Linked DNA regions of Homo sapiens: region 2 is linked to region 1. A link is an interaction called in ENCODE POLR2A ChIA-PET data of the cell type or tissue named here. Cell type or tissue: endothelial cell of umbilical vein. All regions are shown on one strand. Links, peaks and the distances in the headings refer to the core of each region. The heading gives the core; the rest is flanking DNA.

The links. ChIA-PET counts read pairs that join two places held together with the same protein. Peaks named below come from ENCODE experiments on the same cell type or tissue, not always from the same donor. Only the 100,000 strongest peaks of a DNase experiment are listed, where the experiment ranks them.
Region 2: POLR2A ChIA-PET joins it to region 1 with 5 read pairs; 2 of 35 experiments call an interaction of 5 or more read pairs at or near these places.

The regions. Positions count from the first base shown.
Region 1 is chr9:16,660,158-16,672,626 of GRCh38, forward strand. The region is part of intron 3 of BNC2 (basonuclin zinc finger protein 2); the gene reads right to left. Among named protein-coding and RNA genes, the nearest start is that of BNC2-AS1, 60 kb to the right of the region's middle. In endothelial cell of umbilical vein, for the core only: no CTCF peak of the experiment used is centred there; no DNase peak of the experiment used is centred there.
Region 2 is chr9:16,712,093-16,724,561 of GRCh38, forward strand. The region is part of intron 3 of BNC2 (basonuclin zinc finger protein 2); the gene reads right to left. Among named protein-coding and RNA genes, the nearest start is that of BNC2-AS1, 8.5 kb to the right of the region's middle. In endothelial cell of umbilical vein, for the core only: no CTCF peak of the experiment used is centred there; DNase peaks (open chromatin) are centred at 8,569 and 10,059; H3K27ac peaks cover 2,591 bases.

The DNA of each region.
Region 1 (12,469 bases), core at 2,935-6,934:
ATTACACATCTTTGGGGCCGGGCGCGGTGGCTCAAGCCTGTAATCCCAGCACTTCGGGAGGCCGAGTCGGGCGGATCACCTGAGGTTGGCAGTTCAAGACCAGCCTGTCCAACATGGAGAAACTCTGTCTCTACTAAAAATACAAAATTAACCAGGCGTGGTGGCACACGCCTGTAATCCCAGCTACTAGGGAGGCTGAGGAAGGAGAATAGCTTGAACCTGGGAGGCAGAAGTTGCAGTGAGCTGAGATCGTGCCACTGCACTCCAGACTGGGCCATAAGAGCGAAAGTCCATCTCAAAAAAAAAAAAAAAATACATACCACTTTGTATTAGTTCCTTGTTTATGTGTGCACCTCCTACTCTTTAGCAGAACATAAGCTGCCTAAGGTATCCAATAGCACGGACTATAATTAGCCTTCACAAACAAAGCCAAACTTTATTGGATAGCAGAAAAAGAGAAAGGACAAAAAGGGGGAAAAACTAAGTTTCCACAGAATGTGCCAGCCAATATGACTGCTATACAATAGGCCCTCTGTATCTGTGGGTTCTGCATCCATGAATTCAACCAACTGCAGATTGAAAATACTCAGGAAAAAAAAATAACAACACAACAATAAAAATAATAGTAATTTAAAAATCAATACAGTATACCAATTATTTACATAGTATTTACATTTTATATTATACTATGTATTGTAAGTAATATAGAGATGATTTCAAGTGTACGGGAGGATGGACATAGATTATATGCATAGTAATGCCATTTATAAGGAACTAAACCGTCCTCAAATTTTGGTATTTGAGGGAGGTCCTGGAACCAATTCTCTACAGATACTGAAGGATGACTGTAGATGATCTAACTTAATCCTAAATATTCTAAAGTGTATATACCATTATTCCCATTTTAAATGTAAGGAAACTGAGGCTCAAGAAAAGCAATTAACCTTCCCAACGTCATGTGGTAAAATTGATTTTACAACCTAGGGGTTCCTTTCTTCATTCCTAGAGAGAAAGAAGGTGTGAGCCCTTACCTCATTCCTGTATCATCAGAAGAACAGATGTAATGGGTAATATACTCATCTTCTAACAAAAAAACCCTAGGTTTTAAGTCTTACTATAGCTAGTCCTTATTAACTGTTTGAACTTACTTGGATAAACCACATAAACTCTCTCAACCAGTTTCCTCATTTATAAAACAGCATGTACCACCTGCCCTTACTAAATCACAAGTTTACTTGGAGACTGACTTCAATAGTATATGGGGAAGTGATCAGTATACTATATAGCTGTATGTTAGTTCCCCAGAGATGAAAACAAAGCTAAGGTATGTATTATAGAAGACTCTGGAGTCCTCTGTCTCATAATTTCCGAGGCCATTAAAGTTTAGTGTTATCAGTTTCCTCTCTGCACTCAGGGATTCCCTCCATCAGAGTTCCAATATATTAATATTTCTATTGCTTTGGAGACTCCTATTAAGCAGGCATGAACATCTAATGATCTTATTTTCATGTCTATTTCTAAAGACTACATGTGTTGTGTGTGTGTGATTTGTTGTGAGAACATTCCTGAACTTAAAAACATCAATAAAATTAATTTCTTAAGATGTTTTTAATGTCCATGTAAATACACATAAGAAAAATTATTTTGTAAATGTCTACTACAGAGTTAAATAATAACAGAGGTTTTTAAAAATAAAACCAAACCATTTAATGCATAAAACTAATCTGAAATTATTTAACTCAACTACTTAGACAACTCCTTAGCATCAAAGACAAGTGACAGAGCAGGTCTAAGCTTTAAGTGTGTAGAAAACCACACTAACAATTGTCTTTAAACCACTAGTTATTTCGAACAGCTGCCAACATGTTTCCCTAGAAAAACAGATTGGGATTTAGGACCTTAAAAGTGATACCAGTTTGGTTAACCATTCAAAAGGAAATTTCTACTCAAGCTGTTAAACTCCCAATATTTCTCCTTCAGAGGGGAAAACATTCACATATTAGTTCATGAGTCTACTTTGTGTACTCAGAATAGATATTCTGGTCCTCTAAATGGTAGATGATGTGATGCTACATATTTAAAACATTCTAGAGCATATGGCTCAAAAAAGTAAACACAACAAACCTATGAAGTGTACAACAGGGCAAGGTCTCATTCTACTCTACACTAATTACACCACATCGCCAATACTTTATTTAAATTCTAGGAGTCATACCTTAAAATAAATACTGATTACAATGAGGCATGGTCAGAGGTAATTGGCCAGATTTTAACTCATCACAAGAGAAAATACCCGGGCTGAGCGTAGTGGCTCATGTCTGTAATTCCAGCACTTTGGGAGACCAAGGCAGGTGCATCACCTGAGGTCAAGAGTTCAAGGCCAGCCTGGCCAATATGGTGAAACCTCGTCTCCACTAAACATACAAAAATTAGCTGAACATGGTGGTGCATGCCTGTAGTCTCAGCTACTCAGGAGGCTGAGGCAGGAGAATCATTTAAACCCAGGAGGTGGAGGTTGCAGTGAGCTGAGATCAGGCCACTGCACTCCAGCCTGGGTGACAGAGTGAGACTGTCTCAAAAAATAAAATAAAACAAGAGAAAATATCCTACCTAAAACAGAAAAAGGAATGAATATTTGATGGCATAAAATCAGGGAGACTTTCTACTGCTTCCTTCTCTAGAAACACCATTCTTAAAAGGTTACTAAATCAATGTGTTTTTATTATAATTTTAAACAAATGCTTTTAAAGTTGCTATTACCTGCAGTAAGTGCCTTAAACAGTAGTAGCAATAGAAAAAGGAAAGCTTATGATCTGCCCTCAAGGAGGTTACAGTCTATTCTGGTTATACCCTTTCTGATTATCTCATCTGCTTCACTATACAGCCAAGTGATTTCATCAATAACATCCCTAACACCTCCCCTACTCGCTCGCTCAATTCCAGTGATCCATAGGCACTCCACTCTGTTTACTCTTTTTTTTTTTTTTTTGGAGACGGAGTCTTGCCCTGTTGCCCAGGCTAGAGTGCAGTGGCGCAATCCCGGCTCACTGCAACCTCCACCTCCCGGGTTCAAGCCATTCTCCTGCCTCAGCCGCCCGAGTAGCTGGGCTGATTACAGGCGCCCGCCACCGTCCCTGGCTAATTTTTGTATTTTTAGTAGAGACAGGGTTTCACCATCTTGGGGCTCGTCTCAAACTCCTAACCTCATGATCCACTGGCCTCAGCCTCCCAAAGTGCTGGGATTACAGGCGTGAGCTACCATGCCTGGCCCACTCTGTTTTCAAACTAATACAAATATGAGTTCTTTCTAATTTACCAAGAAGGTTATGTATTCCAGCTCTGTGATTCTGGACTATACTATAAAAAGAAGGGACTGAACTTCATGATCTCTAATATTATGATATTCTTGGTACTAATATTCTAGTTCTTAGAATATTTGCTCTAAAATTATGTATTTCTGTAACTGCATTCCGGTGACTTTACACAGGTAAAAAACACAAAAGAGCATTTCAAAAATCTCAGAAAGAGTAATAATGTCCAATAGCGTCAATTCAAATGTGCCTGCTGGGATATCTAATCCACTGAACAAAATTTTAAAGAGTCAGGTGTGAATATTATTTCCTTACTTAATAAGAAAGAAAAAAATCTGAAAGCAGACACATGAAAACAGATTTTTCCAAATAAATTTTTGCCTTAATAAGTAATTTCCTCATTGAATAAATGTACTGTTAAACCTATAGAAACTTGCCTAGAGTCTACCTATAAAGTCTTGCTATATTAAATGTGTGGTCCAAAACAAGGGAGGAGGTAAGCCCCTGGCAAGAAAAGGGCTAACCCAACTAACGTGCCATTATTATTAGAGATTAGTTATGAAAACTTAACCCTCCATTGATCCTCGATTCCACCTTTATCCTGCTTCTCGAAATAATAGGCCTTTATTCCTCCTGTTTCCCAATGTAAAGGGAAATACCACGACAAAAAAATGACACTCTGGACTTGTGACATCAGTATTCATTTCATCTCAAACACTGAATTTGATAGGGAATGCTCCACGTTATTGATTTCCTAAACATACTTCAGAGTCCCAAGGTTGTCCCTCCTTTCCACGCCAGTCCTTCCCTGGCTGGCATCTACATATTTTGTTGCTCAGAGGCATGCTAAATCTTCCCTAATGCTGCACTTTGCCCAGAATGTCTGACTCTCACTACCCCTCCCAACCACAAGTTCATGGGTCCAGAACTTTCCTATCCAGAGAAATTCCACTACAATTGCATCCAACCATGGTCTTGACTCATAAGCCTATACCAAGTTTTTGCTCAAGGCCTCTCTCCTTTTAGCTGAGACTGTCTGGGGACACTGAAGAGAATTTCTGGCCTTGTAGGAAGCAACTACAACTTCAGGGTTTCTATGCGGTAAAAATTCCTGTAAACTGCCTGTATCCTAATCTGGTCTGGTGTTGGGTAGGATGCTCATCAATGACAGATTCATAAAAATGAAAGGAAAATAAAAGTAGGGGCAATAAGGGTATTCAGGAAAAAAACAAAAACAAAAAAAACAAAAAAAAACAAAAACAAAAAAAAACAGGGGATCTACAAGAGACCCAATAAGGAGAAGGTTTTGTTGTCCTCAGCTGAAAACGCTGTTCTGCTCTGGAATAAACTCTCAGAATTCATGTCCACGTGAAATGTGAGCACCAGAATGCTTCACCTATACCATAAGCATTGTGCTGATGCTGCCTACACCCTGCCTATTCTTAGATTCAGAATATAGTGAATCTTAAATTCAGAATAGGCAGGTTATAGGCAGCATTAGCACAATGCTTCATGGCAGAAGCAGGGAAGTGCCTTAGATATCACAGCAACTATCCTAAACTAGACCTGTAACTTCTTTATAAATTAAGGAAGTACCTTAGAAATCATAGCAACTTTCAGCCGGGTGCAGTGGCTCACGCCTGTAATCCCAGCACTTTGGAAGTCCAAGACGGGTGGATCACCTGAGGTCAGGAGTTTGAGACCAGCCTGAAAAACAAGGTGAAATCCTGTTTCTACTAAAAATAGAAAAAATTAGCCAGGCATGGTGGTGCATGCCTGTAATCCCAGCTACTCCAGAGGCTGAGGCAGGAGAACTGCTTGAACCTAGGAGGTGGAGGTTGCAGTAAGCTAAGACCGTGCCACTGTACTCCAGCCTGGGCAATAAGAGTGAACCTCTGTCTCAAAAAAAAAAAAAAAAAGAGAGAGAGAGAGAGAAAGAGAGAAAAGAAAGGAAAGAAAGGAAAGAAAAGAAAGAAAGAAAGAAAGAAAGAAAGAAAGAAAGAAAGAAAGAAAGAAAGAAAGAGAGAGAGAGAAATCACAGCAAATTTCCTAAACTAGACCTGTAAATTCTTTGAGGTTGAGCAGTTCTTACCATCTTATTTTACCATTTGACACTATTTTATGCTACTAAGCATGAAAGTGTGTTTAATATTTGACTAGCATCATGAATTTATAGTCAAGACTGATTCAGAGATATGAAAATGCATAATGCAAGTTAATTTTCTAATCAGAACAAAATTTATTTCCTCTGAAACCAAGCCCTGGAACTGCACGGATCTAGGCACTCTGGAGTTAGTATCATTACAAACATGATCCTTACTAAGTAGGCATTTCATTTCTTAAAAATTATAATCCTAAACGATCTGTAAACAAATACTTCCTACCTGTTGAACCTCTCCTAGTAAATCATCTGTAACTAATTGAAAAAAACACATATTTCCATGATTAGTTTTTCAGTCATACTTGCAATAAGGACTTCCAGGATTAAAAATATTAAAGAAACTATCTTTAAAATTTTATCTGGTAAATTATCCCCATTTTTTTCCTTGTGCCATTTCAATGCAGATATTTATTTGTTAAAACACAGTAATTTTAATAACTACTTCATTGACAACTACTTTCAATGAGTTATTTCTTGTATAAAATTTGAATTCATATTTCAATAAATAGGAGATCATGTGGGTTTTTTAGAATATTTTTCCCATAAAATACATTTTTTTTTCTATGAAGAGCTACCTTCTAACATACTTTCCTCCAGAGCTATAGTTTGCCAGAGGGCATCTCTATCTATCTGATTTTGGTCTCATCTTCAGTTCTCTGTTTTCTTCACTCTGGTAATGTTGGCATTCCCTTGATCTCTGCTATGTCCGCTGCAAATGTTCTCTCCTATAACTCTATATAGAAATTTTATTTGGTTTTTCTCAACATCATGAATCCTCCAATAAAGCAGGTAGGTGGCATTAAAGATATTTAACGTGCTTCATTAAAAGAGAGAAACAACAGCTTAAAAACACACGCACAGAAAGGTTACCGACCAACACTATCAATTCTCTAAATGCTACAATGCAACTGACAACACAGTAAACAACATCTAAGCTATCTTGGCAATTAAGTAAAAACATCTTTCAAGAAACCACAGGTCAGCTTTCATTACTGAGACTCACTGGGTGATTCTGGAGCTAAACACTTCAACACACATCCAGCAGACCTGTTTTCCTAGTTTAAACATGGTATCTAAACAGCAAATATATCTGTTTTGCCGCCCATCTGAAATGTAGTCTACACTAATCTATACAAAGCCAGATGCACACACGTTTTGAAGCAATATATTCTTAACAAATTTTTCATGTTTTGAGGAAGTGCTAATTCACTTAAATGTAGTTAGCATTATTCAACCTGAACATTTTGTTTGCCTGACATATTTTGATTTTTTTTCTGCTTCAGTCTACAGTTAAAAAATTCACAGATAAATTCAAATAGTTATGAACTAGTACCAGAGTGATATTACACTCTGAAAAAATTTAAAACCAATAAAGAACACTGTAGGCTTCCTATTTCCACTAAAAAGCTAAATACTAATTTCAGAAAAGCACACATCACTCAGATACACATACACACACACACACACACACACACACACGCACACACGCACACACGCCGATGTTATAAAAGTACTGTCACTAGAATACATGTTTTGGTTGTTTATCCAAATGGTAATGAGATGTGATGATCTACCTTCTTTAGCCAAGTCCTCTTTTGTAATAATAGCATCCATTTATTTAACAGCTAACCAAAATTTGGAGTGCTGTCTATGTTTATTCAAGGAGTTTTTCCTTTTGCAAATTTAACCGGCCTATACAAGAATAAAATCCACAATCAAGCTCTTGTTAGTTCCATGATCTCCTCAACTGAGATTAGGTGGTAAAAACAACTAAAGCATTGTTACTGACAAGATAATCAACATTGTAGTTAATTGAAAATTAACAGTGGGACTCTCCACTTAGTGCCAAATGTAGTAATTTGAGGTGGTCATCCTTAACAGTCCAAGAAAGTCGATTTCCAATTATCAGAAAGTGAGGATTATCTGAGCAAATAATACTTTCAACTTCTTCTTGACATAATTAAATTAAATGAGATAGCCTTTTGACAGCATTTTCTTTCTAGCATAAATTATTTAGATATAATCAAACAAGAAATGTTTTGAAACCAAAACATTTACCACATTTGTAATATGAAAGTTAAGAAAGGTATAGTTCAAGTTTATATACAGAAAAAAATATAGCATATGTTTTGAGGACCTACTATGTATGGGGCACTATGCTGGATACAAGGATATACAAAGATCAACACAACTTTATTCTTGCCCTCAAGGAGAGCATCTTTTAGGTGGGCTTACCTATTCTCCACTCTATTTGCACCCCAAAACACTATTCAAGAACTCAACTAAAACTCCATCCCCTTTTTAAATTCTTCCTTGGTTTTCCTGTCCTCTGTGATTCCATGGCACAAAGATTGGCATTTATCACATCAAGCAATTATTAGGTACGTTCCTACTAAGTGCCAGACGCAATGGTAAGTGCTGAGACCTGAAAGATGAACAGGACTAAACCTGTCCTTCGGGAAGATCACATTTAGCGAAGCTCCCATGGAAAGACCAGCTTATTTTTATGCACCTTGTTTTTCTTCTAAAGGAAGGAGACCTCACTGGGAGACCTCACTGTGTTGCCCAGGCTAGTCTGGAAGAGATCCTCCTGCCTCAGCCTCCTGAGCAGCTGAGACTATAGTCACAAACCACTGCACCTAGCTTCTTCTTATGCATCTTTACACTGCCAGCCCCTGGCATACCGCGGGAGCTCGATGTGTTAATTAAGTATCCTATGAAAAGACCTTTAGATGAGAAATCAGAAAACCATTGTGACACTCTGGGCCTCACTTTTTCCACCAAACAATGCAGTCATTGTCATTCTCCGATATGATCTCAGGGTATACCATACATGAGTGAATATTCTGATTTCAAGTGAGAGTGGTAAACATACTTAACAACGTCAGGATGTACTTTAAACAATTTTAAACCCCTCTAAGCTATGATTAGTTCAATGACTAGGCCTATGCTAAAATACCATCTTGAAACATTATTGTAGCCATTATTGTGGAATTTACTTTCTGATTTTGATATATTGAGTTCTTTTCTTGTCTCCCCTTATCCACAGATGTATAATTTGGGTCTGCTGTATTCTTTCAAAGGAAGAATTGGCAGGGTGGTTGCTGTTACCTAGGGTAAGTGTGTAATCTCTTTGACTTTCTCTTGTTGGGCAAACTGCCCAGTGAATATCAATTTTTTTAGAGCTACAAATACGGTTTTAATAGATTCACAGATTTTAAATTATTATAATTCAGAGCACGTCTCTCCCAGGGTGAGCAAATAATTCACAACAATCCATGAGATGCAAAGGAGATGACAATGGATCAATCTGTATGTGAGTAAGTTGACGCAGTGCTTTACTGTTCCTTCTGTCTCTACAGACCCCACCCCCCTCAAGACACACGATTTTCATATGAAAAAAATTGCTTTGGTGTATGAAAGTTTAAATTAGTCATAATACCCACTTTGGGGACTGAGGAAGACTTACTGTAAATCAGCCACTCAGAAACCACATTTGACATATTTTGGTTATAATGTAACTATAAGTTGCATAATATTGTACGTATTGATTGGAGCCTGAGAATATAATGGAAAGCAACTGCCATATATTGAAAGTGACCAACCACAAGATAAAAAATTGTTCCTGAAGAGCCCACTAAGGGAGTAATTTTCCTTATAATCTAAAACTCCTTATCCTCTAGATGGAATATTCTATCACACCCCCAGGTTACATTTTGCCCTAAAGGTGCTAAGGTATGTTAACCTCAAATAATCCAACTATCCAACTCCCTCAGATCAAGAGAAAGTTCTAGCAGAGTAAACTAAATTTTTCCTTTATTGAAACAGTACTGGCTATTGTGAATTGGAGCAAAATAGCAAATGAGATGCACATCTCACTAGACAGCAACTTCCAATTGGTTGAGGATCTTATAACAGTTATAAATTCTTAGTAGAATCAGGCCCTCTGTTGTTTCTCTGTCCTGGTCTTTTACCTTTAAAATACAATAACTTATTGAGGGAATTAAAGTATGTGAGATACTATGTTATGCATTGGCAAGGTGTTCCTTCCATCTACCTGCACAAATAGAGAACTACTTCTTCTCTAACTGCTTAAATTATCATTCCTATAAGCAGTACATATTTCTTTAAACAGAAACAACCAGAAAGAAATCAGATACCACGGAAAAAGAAATGAAGATCAGCTCATCCACTTATAAGAAGCAAAAACGTGTTAGAAACTTGAACTGCAGCTTAGAGTGGACGGTAGGAAACTTTGATGTGGTTTCATCTCCTCTGCATGATACATGATAATAGTTAACCTTATAATTTGTGGACCATGACTCCAATAAAAATATGTAACTACAATTTAAAAACATATAATAATTGTGTAATTCAACTGCTTTTGTTAGAAGTTGGTTTCTGAAACAGATTCTTCTATCAAATAAGTACTGAAAGCATGCATAATGTTTCAATCCCACTGGGTACTATTTTTAGTTTTTCCTTACACTCTTCTCTAAATCTTCACTGATCTATCATATGTCATGGTTTAATAGAAGCATTAACTATACCTATTCGGGTTCCTAGGACCATTGGAAAATGCCAGTAAAGATTTGGGTCTACTTTTGAACATCTGAAAGAGCCAAATTACCCTGTGGCAGAATTCTGCTAAATACCTCTATTTAGAATATACATATAGAATATAAACATAAATAAAATATATTAGAGACAAGGTCTCACTCTGTCACCCAGGCTGGAATTCAGGGCGCGATCATAGTTCACTGTTCCCTTGAACTTCTGGGCTCAAGTCATCTTCCCACCTCTGCCTCCCAAAGTGCTGGGATTACAAGCATGAGCCACTGTATCCAGCCAATTTAAGAAGAATATTAAGAGTGGCTGAATAGCTGACAACTTTCTCCCACTCCAAAATCAAGGACATAGGATATAACTGTTTTATGCTTTAGTGTGGATAAAGCAGTAGACTTGTGTTAATAAAAGGGAAATGCGTTACCTATTCTAGATCATTCTGGTCCTAATGGTGAATGACCAATGTTCCAAGAGGTAAGATAAAATTATTGAAGGAAATGCAAACAATCCCTTCAAGTAACAAAGTGATGGTAAAGGTATACGTGAACTCACCTGAGAAGTACACTACAATAAATGCAAGAAAAGAGAAATTCAGAACAGCAAATACTCCAGAGCTCTCTATGCTTTTAGACCAAAACCAAAAACAATGTATGGGTTCCTTGGACTACTTAAAAATCCTCTCTGTCACGTCTCTTATTCTAGCCGCATGAACCAACTTCCCCCACTGATCGCTAATTAGCACCTTCCCCTGAGCTTGCCCCACCTGAGTCATGCTTCCTGACAACCTGAAGACGCACATGCACAAGCCAAAAAGTGTGGGAAGTTCATGCTCAGACGGCCATACGGATCAAGGGAAATGAGAGCCAATGGTTAAATATTTCCTCAGAAGGCCTCAGAGAGAATGAGAACCCATCAGTTGTGGCACTGATCATCTCAGTAATTCATCTTTGTGTTGGTTTTCCCTGGTCCTTCATTTCTACTCTAGGATCCTCCCTAAACAAAATGCCTTCATGCAAGTCACTCTCTCAACTGTTTACATAAGGGCCCACATCACATCGGCTCCTCCTAAAAGACATCCTAAAATGTATGGATAAAATAATATGTGATTGCATCAAAATGAACGAAAAGGTGAAGCAATGAAATAACTCACAGGAAAAAGGAAAGGATAAGTGGTAAAAAGAAAAGAGCTAGGGAAGTGCAGAAAGGCTGGAGAACACATCTAGCCTTTCACATCCAAAAGAACAGGCAGCCCATGGAAAAGCCAAACTCAGGAGACAATCTCTGTACAGTGCCTTTACCCCAACATCAGCCTTTACCTTTACCACGAGGGGTTCTGTTTGACAGAAAATTAGACTATATCCCAGAGTTTCTCATCAGCTCTGGTCCTATGCATCACTTCCAAAATAGAAACTGGACATACAGCTCATACTGTTTACTCAGCTCATTGAAGCCTGCCTCCCATGAGATTTGAGAAGCAGGCTCTGGTTGGCAAGTAAAGGAGAGCAGTTGGCCCACCGTTAGTCACCTCTTTAACCCAGAAGGCATCTTGTTTCACCATATGCCTGAACTCCAGTCAGCAGATCCTGGTTTTAACACTGGTTTGACAAGTACTGTTCTGAAAGGCTTACAGAAAACAGACCCAAACTCCACCAAATATATCTACATAGCTCAACAATGACTGAAAATGCAAGTTGCATAATCTAGAACAGAGCCAAGTGTAACAGTGAAAATATACCTGTACATACATTGTAAGGTTGTCTTATGCCACAGTTTCTCTCATTAAGCAAACTCTGAACAAATCATTCATGGGTGATTGGTCACAAATCTTTTAGTGGTTACTGATTCACAAAACCACAGAAATAATACATACTCTGCTAACAGCAAGGGGTGTTGCTATGGCATCACAGATAATCACAGGTGAAACAGGGAGATCTGGGGCACTCCTATGAAGATGAGACAAAAGATCTTTAAAATAATACATCCAAATATCTGACATGTCAAATTGAAAATGTTTAACATTGGCCGGACGCGGTGGCTCATGCCTGTAATCCCAGCACTTTGGGAGGCCGAGGCGGGCGGATCACGAGGTCAGGAGATCCAGACGGTCCTGGCTAACACGGTGAAACCCCGTCTCTACTAAAAATACAAAAAATTAGCTGGGCATGGTGGCGGGCACCTGTAGCCCCAGCTACTCAGGAGGCTGAGGCAGGAGAATGGCGTGAACCCGGGAGGCAGAGTTTGCAGTGAGCAGAGATCGTGCCACTGCACTCCAGCCTGGGCGACAGAGCAAGATCCATCTCAAAAAAAAAGAAAATGTTTAACATCAACTATAGACCAATCCAGAGCAAAAAATCCTAACTGTTCAGGACAAAATGAAATCATAATTACGATTTTATCGTATCACACTCATAATCACCCTATGCATAATCCT
Region 2 (12,469 bases), core at 6,173-10,172, 55 kb after region 1:
CCTGTGTACAAAAAATTATATCAAGACTGCACTGTGGTGTCACAAAATCAGTTTACACACGCAAAACACAAAACTATGTCAAGTATAGCTCCCCCGCTTCAAGTAGCATGATCATTAATTGTTCTTCTATAATTCTGAATATAATTTAAGCAGTAATAAATACTGAATATAATTTCAGTAAGTAAATTGTGAGTAGATTTAAAGATATAAAAAGATGGTGACATCCACTTTTACACTATGTGTAAAGTTATAACCTAAAGCCAAAAATGCTATTTCCACATTTTTATATTTGTGGGAAATAATGGGAATGGAAATGAAGCTTTATAAGATTTTTTCCAAAATAAAGCAATTCATAACATCTTAGAGTATTATTGCACTAACAGAAGACAAAATGTAAATAAAACTGTTTTTTAACACCTTGAATTTTCAAACTTGTTGGAACATGATTAGTTTCAGACAACTGAAACACTAAAAGATGAGTATAATTTTAGAAGTATTTTCGTGGAAGCAAAACAACACAACGGACACACACACTGCACAGATTATCTCTTCTGAGGCCAAAGCACTGATATTTCACTATCATTAAGATCCCTTTTGAAAATACACTTGAGACAGCTTGTAAATGGGCATTTTATCAGGTGTTTAAAAGAAATAAATAGATAATTTGGTATTCTGGAAAAGTAGCTCAGTCTAATACATCCAGTTAACTGCTACAGTAGCATTATCATCACTGAGCAACAAAGGGCAGTGTATTCTGCCAATAGCTTTAGGGTGACCTTTGCAATGCTGACTAGTCCGTCAAATTCCATCTCTGAGATGCAAGGCATAGACAGGGATGGTTTATTAACTGAGGTAGGAACTAAAGACTAGGAGGCTCCAAAAGGGTAGGCGTTTCACATTCAGGAAATGGGGAATTCCTTTCCCTAAGAAGAGAAGCAGTGTACCGTAAGATCAGGCTGAGCAGGCCCATCGTCCTCCCCATGGAGCATTCCATGGTGGGAAATTGTCATGTACTAGGACAGCATTAGCAATTTTACAGTTTTACATGTTCCTTTTCTCCCCAGCTACACTTTTTTTTAAGGACTGCAATGGAAACCCAAATGGAAATGGGTAAAATGGGATCAATGTCTTGAGCCCTAGGAATAAAGCTGCAAAGGGATACTTACATAGTCATAGACCTTTCAACAAATTGTGACCAATACTACTTTTATTTGGAGGTAGTTTCCAACCATCACCAACAGGATAAATCTACAGAACTCAAGGGGGCAGAAACAACGGGTAAGAAAAATGACTGTACTGAACTGGGAAATTTTTCAAGGATAACCTGTAGAAAACCAGCCTAGGAAAAGGCACTTTTTTTTTTTTTTTTTTTTTTTAAGAAAGTTAACTGTGACTATGGCAAAGTGACATGCTTAAACTTGATATTCTCTTAGGGATGTGCAGGCTTTGAAGCTCATAATAAACTTGAAATGGCTCTGTGGAATGTTAAGGCTTAATGTAGATGGTTGGTGCCACTGTCATGCCTATACAAAAGTATGTCAACTTAGAAATAACTGCACTAACAGCTCCAGGGTATTTAGAATGGAAGGCTTTCCCCCGCCCTTTTTTTTTATTAAGAATTTTACTTTGAACCATAAGAAGCTGCATTAAGTTTCCAACCTAGTTAGTGCAGCTAAAATTAAAATACTTACTCAATTTTGGCTGGGCGTGGTGCCCTCATGCTTCTAATCCCAGCACTTTGGGAGGCTGAGGTGGGCAGATCGCTTGAGCTCAGGAGTTCAAGCCCAGCCTGGGCAATATGGCAAAACCCTATCTCTACAAAAAATACAAAAATCACCTAGGCATGGTGGCGTGTATCTATATTCCAGGTACTCCAGAGACTGAGGTAAGAGGACTGCTTGCGCCTGGGCGGGAGAGGTGGATGCTGGCCATGAGCCCAGATCTCACCACTGTGCTCCAGCCTGGGCCACAGAACCACACCTTGTCTCCCCTCAACCACCAAAATGATACTAATTTCGGTTTACTGTAGAAAGGCAAAATGTCTGCCACCCACTTCGTCTGTGTTACCTTTACATTACACCATTCTCAAAAAGTTTAAACACGGCAGAGGAGAGAAATGAATGCTTTGAAATAGCCTAGCATATGTAACAATAAAACTATCTAGCAAACACAAAGCACAAATGTTATTTTATAAAAATTAACAGCATCTAAAGGGGTATATTCTTTTATCCTCCATTATTCGCTACCTCTTTTACTTCAGTGCTTCCCTCCCCTTATATTAAAGATACTTTATCTAATTCCCAGTTGAAAGGTTTCTGAAAGCGTTAAGTCACAGCTGTGTTGATGCTGAACTTCTTGAACATGGCATACCAGCATCATTCTGACACATTTATAGATGTTTCCTTACAAGCTGCACCAGCACTTGATTTGAAATATCTGACTTACTCTAACACAAACTGTTAATCTCTGGTCTTTTCTCCAGTTGAGTTCTTCTCTGAAGTTTTGGAAGCAAACCAACAACTTGTTATGTTTAAAACACAAATGGCTCCCTTCTGATTGGTTTCTGACACTGTTCAGTGATGCTGTTAAACAAGACCCTAGAAAGAGCCTAGATATACCTAGGCCCCATTTGCAGATCATTTTAACAGGATGTTCTTGTTTCCTTTTCCCACGAAAATCAATAACAGGATGACCTTCAATTTGAAATTCAAACCAATTAATTACCTGTTCTGTTGAAAATGCTGATAACTGATTTGCCTGGAGAATTTCAATTATGAATAGATAATTTCTTTTAAAGAGACCCTTCAAAAAATATAGACAGGCATTTTAAACCTCATCTTATACAATATAAATAATGTTTTCTTGAAGCAGGTATAAAATATTGGCCTTGCATGAATTAGTAGGGGGAAGTTTTCCCCCTTGTGGTCCATCTCCTCCTTGTGACATCATAATCAATTGCTTGGTAAATTATAGCAATCCCACAAAGATTCAGGGCCAAGAATCTACCGCTTTAAGGTGAGACGAAAAGCTTTTTATAGTTGAATTCGGCTTTTCATCTACATCAATTACTTACACAAATCATGGGATTATTTTCAGAATTCAGAAATCTTTTATTATTTTAAAATCCTTATGCTTCTACCTTTATTTAAATTATTTGACTATTTTTTTGTTTTGCCCACACAGGTGATTTTTCTTTAAATGTGGGTCATAAGGAGAAAAGCTATACATCAAAACTATCAGCACCAGAAATATATTTACTAAACTTTTTTTCTAATCACAGGGGAAAAAATGAAGAATTTGGTTGATCCCAGTGGGGAATTCCCAAGATGAATGATCACATGCAATGAAACTATTATCTTCATCCATTAAAATATTATCTAAAACAGAGGTTTCTATCTGGCAGCCAGAGGGCTGAATGTAGCCTGCAGATGAGTTTTGTTTAGACCACACAGTTTTTAAAATATTTGAATAGGTTGCCAAGATTTCAAAATCAGGAGATTTCACATAAAAATCTGGATTTTTGGCTCATCATTATAAAGCAGCAGCAGTGGATCTGGCAAACTGGGCGTGCATTCCCACCTGGTAACAATCGGCTGGAACCAAGGAGCAGCTACCTCACTGTGGTTGAGACATGAGCTTTCTGGTCCACCACAGTTCCCACTAGACTCACTCTACTTGTTTTAATTTTTGTTACCTCCACATGGCCCTTTTAGACAACTACTACTCCTTAAAATGTCATACTACTCTAGAGTTTCTGGGAAAAAAAGAAGAGGGTGTTCTCAGAACAGAGATTTAAAAATACATATTTCACAAGTTTACAGAATATAAGACAATGGGAAGCAAGTTTCATTTCAATGAAACATTCGTGCAAACCAAAGGAAACTCATTTTCATAATTAAATGTTTTTTAAAATAGTAAATCCAGAACTGATGACCCAGCCTTACAGAGTGGTTCAACAATCTTTACATTGGTTTTCAATCAGCCACCTATTTCTCTGAAGCCCAAAATAGATGCTCATGTCAAAGCATTACTCAGATTTTGTTCCTTCACATGTTAACACTTCCACACTTCCTTTCTAGAGCTATCATGTACTTAAGTGAAAATGTACTGTAATATGAAAATAGGATATGTCTTCAAGGTATATTTTAAAAGTCAACATTTAAGATGCATGACTATTATCACAGCAAATATTCATCTTTACTGACTCCACATGTATGCCACCATCTGACATTTATACTTACATTAAATAGACATTATTATGGGTTCAAATGACCCAAAAAGTCATGGCATATTTCTTTACAAATGATTATTACCTAAAAGCAGATGTCTATGACACAGTCACCATGCACTTCTTTATATCTACTTTTTTTTTACATGAAAGCAATTGCAAGGAGAATATCTTTTACATTTCATTATTCCCAATCAATCACAACGACACAGCATTTCTACCTATTAATGGATTTTAAAAACCAATTAAAAATACCCTATTTAGCAGAGGGAAGCAACGGCCTTCTCATTTCATCCAACTATATTAAAAACAGGCTATCTCTGACGTATTACTACAGTACAGAAATGCTTACGTATCATGCAAACTGTAGTACGTAGGCTATGACCAGTCATATGCCAACTAATTTGGATCAACTATACTATAGTGTTTTTACATTATGTTTCATCATTGCACCACATGCTTGAAAGATTAGTTTTTAAGGTGTTTCCTTCCGAAAGGAAGCATTTTTCTTCCATTTTTACCTAAAGAATGTAATCCCTGAACATATGCCAAATTTACTTCACAATCGGACTTTAATCCCCAAATTCTCTTGATTCTTAGCAACTTGCACAACTTTAAGTAAACAGTTCACAAAATCATAATGATCATACTGTAGCATTCCTTAACTCCTAGGTGAATAGAAAAAAAGAAAATACCGTAAACATGAACTCCATAAAGGCAGTCTTAGGTAGGCCTGAATGACAGTGTATTTCTTATGGGAAACATTTTTCCTTAATTTCCATTATGATTGAAATGTGAGCAATTAGAAATAGACACCTGGAACTCAGTTGTTAATTTATCTCTCCGCACCCCTTTCACACTTTTCTTCAAACCATTTCTTACGATGCATCTGAAAGATATGATCTTATAGGATGACCTGCATATAAAGGGCACTGAACCAGTGTTCACATTACTTTCTTTAAAATGCCTTGTTGTAATCCAAGACTAAACTTACTTTCTTTCTTTTTTAAGTATATAGCTTTAGGGAAAAAAAATGGAAATTTCTCAACTAATTACTGAGTAAAATCATTTAAAAAACAAAAATTAAAACAAACATTCTAAGGAAAGTATATACTTCATTACATTCATGTTAATTTGCCTTTTATACCATCTTAGAAAGAGAATTTTATGAAATACACAATTCCCTACCATGATGTGATGACCAAAGCTTTAAGCTGGTCTCCTCAGGTTCACATCATGGCAGCTGACTGCAAATATGTAAAGCAGTTCTGGAAGACTCACAATTCACAAATTTTTGTTTCTACTTAATTGTTTTAAGATGAAAAATAAAGTGTGAGATAATGGATGTTTTAGTTAATCTGTGTTTTATGGAGAGAAAAGTATTACTGTCACTTAACTCCTTCTATTAATCACTCTATTAAGCCTACTTTGAGAAAAGAGTATCTCAAAGTAGGCTTATATTGAAGCTCATTTTCGGCATTCTGCAGTTGTAAAAAAAATTTAAAAGATCAAAAGTACAGGACTGCTGGCACATACAGGAACAGTGATTATCAGAATACTCAGAAGGTAAGCAGCAGTTGGTTTATTAAGAAATTATTTAAAATAACTGTTTACACAAGTTAAAACAACCAACTTCTCACTTTTACTAAAAGGATGTTTTCAATATAATGAACACCCAAGCTTTTCTGGTCATGAGAAAACCTGGAATATATTATACACGCATGAATGTGGCCCGGGATGCAGGATATGGGATGTGCTTCCTATCAACAGATTAACACTTCATTTTCATTACTCTAATCTCACCACAGGCTGTGAACACTCTCTTTTTCTTATTTGAACAACAATGGTACATGAAAAACCAGGCTGACAGGCAGGCAGGGTTCATTAAGTGCACAAGGCCCTTATTCCCATAACACATCTCACCTGTATGAGGCCAGCTTTCCGGCTGCCCGGCTGGCTACTGAAACAAGCTCTCCCAGATGTTGGAGTTTGAATTCTTCTTATCCCTTCCTACTTACATTATAATAGATGACAAAAATAAAGTAAAAATGAAAAAACTCCTCTCCACAATGAAGAGTATTTAGTCATGATAGGACTGGTAACATATTTTAAGCTCCATTCAGTCCCATGATTACTTTCCAAAGTTGTCCAAGAGAACAAACAAAAGTTGCTAGAAAGGGAAATAATGAGACATCTGAAATTTGAGTCAGAGAGACTCATCCTGGTGTCTCTATCCTAGCGCAATTCTAATTTATCTGAAGTAAGCTGTAGTCTCCCACTTGCTGAAAATGGCAGTTCACAAAATAAGAAACCATCATGCTATTTTCCAATGAATGACACTGAGTTTCACCAAAAAGCTATAGTCAAGAAAGGAAAAAGGCTATATAGATAGCATAGTATAAGGAATAATTACAACAAGATTCTTAGGATGGAGAATGCCTCTTTGGGGAAAGCCACCCACAGGCTCACTGCCTCTGAGGAAGTCATTAGCAAATCCTCAACATACATAGAATTAAGTCACCTAATTGTCACCAGCCAACCAATGGAGCAGGCATACACTTTCTGCATGTCTACGCATTACATATAAATGCACTACCATAATGTGGCAATATGGGATTTTTAGTACTTTCAAGACAGTAAGTCCTTCCACAAAGTTTACAGCCAGACTTTGGTTTTGGTTCTTTCTGGTACTCTAATATTTATACCTAAAAAAGAAAGAATAAAAGAAAAGCAATATTAAACAGCAGCTAACTCGCTGACTCCAAGTTAGGTTCTGGCATGAGGTCAACAATGAGAATGTTTGCAGGCATTCTCACTCAGGGACACTCTCATGAATATGCTCAGTGTATAATTACTCCCCATATCTTGCCGGTGACATCCCAGCCATGTCCACTGACCTCCAGCACTGGCAGAGGGCGCAGTAGTGGGCAGCTTTCTTAATCTATGCCTGATCAGGTGTCCCAAATAGCCACCCTAATGATTTAAATCAATGAAATTCTTCTTGATTTAAATGTTAATGGAAAGGGAAAAAAATTATTAAAATCCTCTAATGGAGATTCTCATTTTAATATTAGTTTTGTTATTATTTTAAGCCAGCTGAAAGCAATTACTTGTTGTCATGTAAAACGTTCACTAACCTGTTATCTTCCTTTTCAGACACCCAGTTCAGGTACTCCGATCATAAAATGTGAGTTCTGAAGAACTGTCTAGAGAACCAATAGCCACTAAAAGACACCTTAATAAAGTTGAAAAATTCATGACAGTCTCAAAAAAGCACAGCAGGTAACAATATTGAAAGCTATGTCTTTCCCATACAGAATATGTTTCAGTCTTGTCAATTTTAACAATCTGTATGCCTTGTGAGACAATGGGTTAAAATTTATTAAATACAAAACAAGAGTGAATCCTCCTCATGTGTTATGTATACTGCATGCTTTAAATTTTAATTTCATAATACCATCCATTAATACTGGTCCTACCATCATTTCAAGTCCTTTTTTAAATGTTTCTGTTAACTCTTACTAGCTGCAGTTTGTCTGAAAGAATCATCCCTTCAACCTACTGCACTGCCCTTGGTATCTTTTCCTTCTTGTAGGGAAATAAGCTCGTGTAGAAGTCTAACTGCACAAAATAATAAGTCCAAGAATTAGGTTTTTAAAAGAAGAAAAAAGGAAAGCAAAATCTCTCTTCAACTAAGTACTTTCTTATACAGGCTAAGGATCAAATTGAGCTGCCTTTCAGCACCTCTGAATGATAAGCCAGGGCCCCTGGTTACACGTTTTTATCATGCCCTTACTCAAAGAACCCTTCTACAGCAACACTCGAGACAGTCCTGTCAGCACTCACAGAGGACCACACCTGAGGGTGGCACCTCTCTCTCATGCCTCTGCCAGAATGATGTATTGGCAAAAGGGTATTTATTCAATTACTGCTACGTTTCAGGTGCATTTCAATTCTCTTCTATTAAGGCAAAAAGGGCCAGTGAAAGTAAGGAGGAATTCAGAATGAGAGAGATGAGAAGAAAAGAGAATAAAGTGAGAAAGAAATTACCTCTATGAGAAAGGAAATAGGAACAGAATAACCTTGTATTTAGGTCATTAAGTAAATTTCTGCCAACCAAATATGAATGAGATTTATAAATCAACACCACTCAATGACACATAAACCCTAAAGACAGTAGCGAAATAACATTACAGTTCAAAAGCATTGAGTAAATAAGACGTCAGATATGCTCAAGAGAATCAGTTGTTTCAATGAGTAACTTCCTACTGTTCAAGATTATTTTCATTTTCTTTACAGAGAGAAATGAAAAACTGATGGGCTTAATTAAAGAAAAACAAAAGGATATTATTTTGTTGTTAAAGGATCAATTCTTTTTTTTAATCGGAATGATGATTAATAAGTTGAGAATTTGGTTCCTAAACTAGCCAATTTGAGTAATGTGTTGTTTTTCCACAAGCATTTCCATTAAAGAAAGCTCTATGAATGAAGAAAACATACAGCGATTCCTCTCTTCTCCTGATCTCTGCACTTCGTGGCATGAAATGCTACATACAGCATTTGAACAGAATGACACTGCACACTGTCTCCACCCAAATGAACTCCAGTCATAAATTTTTCACCTGAGGGTTTGAATGTACACTGTGAAATCTGCGAGGCTTCCTACAGGGAACGCACAAATTAAAAAATAATCAATACTTTTATTTTTCCTATTCGTTAAACTTTCTTTAAACCTGGGGAGAAAGATGGCAGTACAGGTCAGGCTCAATGAGGAGGAAATGTGGGGACCCTGGATGTCATGGCCCCAGACATCATTTCTGGGATGCCATCTGCACATTTTAAAACTTCTTAGACCTTGAGCTGCTTAGCAGATTTTTTTCATCTTATTTTTCCTGCATCTTTACCAGTTTTTCTTATAGGAAAACATTCCCTCTATTACCCAATGTTTTGTTTCTATGTGAGGATATAAAGGCTGTTGTTCCTGAATTATGTCTCTTTTCCTTTGTTTCTCTAAAGCTTAAAAATAGATGTCAGTTTCTTGAAAGGGTCTTTGACTCCCTTTCTCCTGTCTCCAGGGTCCTTACAGTAGATGAAGATCGCCCAGCAAAATGTAGAAGCCAGCTGCTTTTCTGGAAATAAAAAATGGCATCAGCTTTGGCAGACAGTAGTGAGATCCATCACTTCCTAGGACCCCCAAACAATCTTCTGACCAAGGTCTGGAGAAGGGTGGTCACTGAGCAGCACCATAAACAGACCACAAAAGCGTACCACCAAAGGTACAAGAGGATTTTCAAATGGCGAATTATTTCTACACGCATAACAAACCAGGCTCCAAACCTACCGTGAAAGGAAATCTTGGAACATTATATTCCATGTTCTTTGGACAATAACAAGCAGGGAATCCCACAGAAAATTTCTCTCACTGAAAAAGTCAACCTACCCGATTCACTCTGTTTTCTCTACAACCACAAAGTTCTCTGACAGCACTCTGGGGGGAAAAAGGAGTTAATTCCTAGATCGATTCAAACACTAAGGTTCAAATTATAGACACAAGCTAAAAACAAATTCCAATTTCTTTTCCTCTTTCCTTTTGATATATGTGCTAATCTAGAGTGCCAAGTTCAGAAAATACCTCTTGGGCTATACAGAATCATTAGCTATTCACGTTTACAAGGAAAATCCTCTCAAAAGCTTTGCAGACAGATGACGGCAGATGCCCAATGCAACTTTTTTTAAGTGAGTGTGTGTAATGCATACAAGGTAGAGAGAGGGAGGCACCAGAATTTGTGTTTTTCATTCAAGTGGATGACGCCAGCTCACTATCTGTAACGGACTGTTCCTTTGGAATCAGCTCCCTGTGTCACAACGACCTGGCAAACTTGAATGCTTTCACTATCACTGGAGTCCTTGCAATCCTGCCTTGGTTGTGACCCATTCACTTCTGCCCCAACTTCTCAGAGATGCCTTACTCAGCATCTAATTAGTCAGGGAGGATTTGCCGTGGCTCTTAACCCTGACATGGGAGTGGGAGGATGTGCTGCTGTGGCAGCCCAAATCTGTCCTGTCACTGCATTAATCAGATTTCCATAAAGCTATGCATGAATAATTGGATTTATCAGTGAATGTGAATATACACTCATAAATATAATTATAAAAAATACCTACAATTATAGATAAGATATCTGCACCTTAGAGGGATTTATTTTTCAACTGCAGTTACTTGGCTCACCTTAGCAAAAGGCTTTACAAATTACACAAACATAATAGACCTGTTTGCAGATGACAGAAAGGTGAGAAAATTAAATAATTTCAAAACGATCACCTACTGTGTTCAAATTCATTTAAATGAATCATGTTGAAAATAAACTCCAAATTTGTGCACAGATTTTTAACATATACAAAATACACACCTGAGAATATGTTTGTGCATGCTTTACTTGCGTTAACGTTTACATGTACATAGAATACCATATATATAAACTGTTACTTTCCCACTGCATTACAAATGAGACGGTATCTCTTATGTGAAGTCTGCATGTTATCCATAGACCTTCAAAGTTTAGGACAAACCAAGCACCTGTCTCTATGCTACAATTTGTATCTTAACAAATACAAATACCCAAATATTCCTACTTTAGTGTTACATTATCAGACAATATACTGAGAATTATATTTGAATATATGTCTATTGTTAAAAATAAAACATATTACCACTCAAATTAAGAGGGGCCTAAATTGGAGGTCGTAGCCTAGTAATTCAACAGGCTAAAACTGCATGCCTCTTAATATAAATATTTATTTTAGCATTAAGACCACAAGTTTAGTCAATTTAATCCTTTTTTAGTAAGACAAGATCATCCAAACATACTAACTGTAAGGAAGGGAGTAAAAAATGGAGAAAACTGCAGAAAGCAAGCTAGGGATGGATGATGCCTGGCAATGAAAGTCGTTTTCAAAGACCATTAACTATCAGCTGCTTTACTCAGGGCTTTGATTAAATAAGAATATACATCCTATGTAAAAAGGGATGTCTATTTGAGTGGGACAGAGTTTAGAATAAAAATGCGTTGTATGAACTATAAAGAAGACCCAAACCACAATGTACAACTAGGCGTCTGACTTGTAATACTATATATATATATGCCTTTTAAATGACTAGTGAATAAATACTCAAAAAAATTGGGGGGGGGGACAAAAACATTTTCATTTAAAAATATAGATTCCAGAAACTGAGATTGTTGGCCTATATGAATAGAAAAAAAAGATTTCTTGAGGAAAATTCATATTGAGCACTGTTTTAAATGGATTCTAGCAATGTTATTATACATTTCTTATATTTTATTTATCATTTCTCTGAAAGGTGCTAGATTTTTATATTAGTAAGAAAGTTTGCTTTTACTCTGTCATATCTCTGGTGAGCAGACGCTCTGGTATTAATGTAAATCGTTGATTTAATTTTTAGCTTTCTTGGTTTGCCCCTCACCTATCTAAAAAATGATTTCTCTGGTGATAACTAACACATCATGCTAATGAGAGAATCTAATGCACAATAGAAAAATGTCACTACTAATAATATTTGCATGAAGTTAAATAAAGCAACTGTAAGAGAATGTCAGACAGTTGTTCTTTAATAAGACACAGTTTCACAATGAAATTATGTTGTTAATTTTGTTACATCATCGGGTGAATCCTAAATTACTACATAATGATGCAGAGAGTCATTTATAATCCTAACTTAGTATTTCACTCAAGTATGAAAAAAGACCTTATTAAGGGATCTACATTTTATTTGAAACAGGTTAAATATACCTCACCAATAATAAAAGGTAAATGTCTCTAGTAACACATTAAATGTGGGCTATAGCTATATACCTTTATGGTTTCCTTTCTAAAAAGATTTTTAAATAGACTGGACTATTACATCCCTTGAGATAGCTACAAGAATTTTATTTACTATTCTCTCAAATGCACAAAATATTTATACAAATAGAAGAATTGCCTCCTCAAGTGTGATTAAAAAAAAAACTTTGAAAAGCAAGCCTCATTTTTTGCTTTTAACAGTACCTTGTGAAACTAAAATAGGCAAAATAAGGTTCTTTCTCCACCTGTCACTGATCAAACTGATCCAAAGAAGAACTCCCTTTACACAAGTGTCATACCCTTTAATGTTCTCAAATACTCAGCTATATACATAGAAATAATTTGAGAAAATCATACTTGAGTATAGAAGAAAAAATGTAC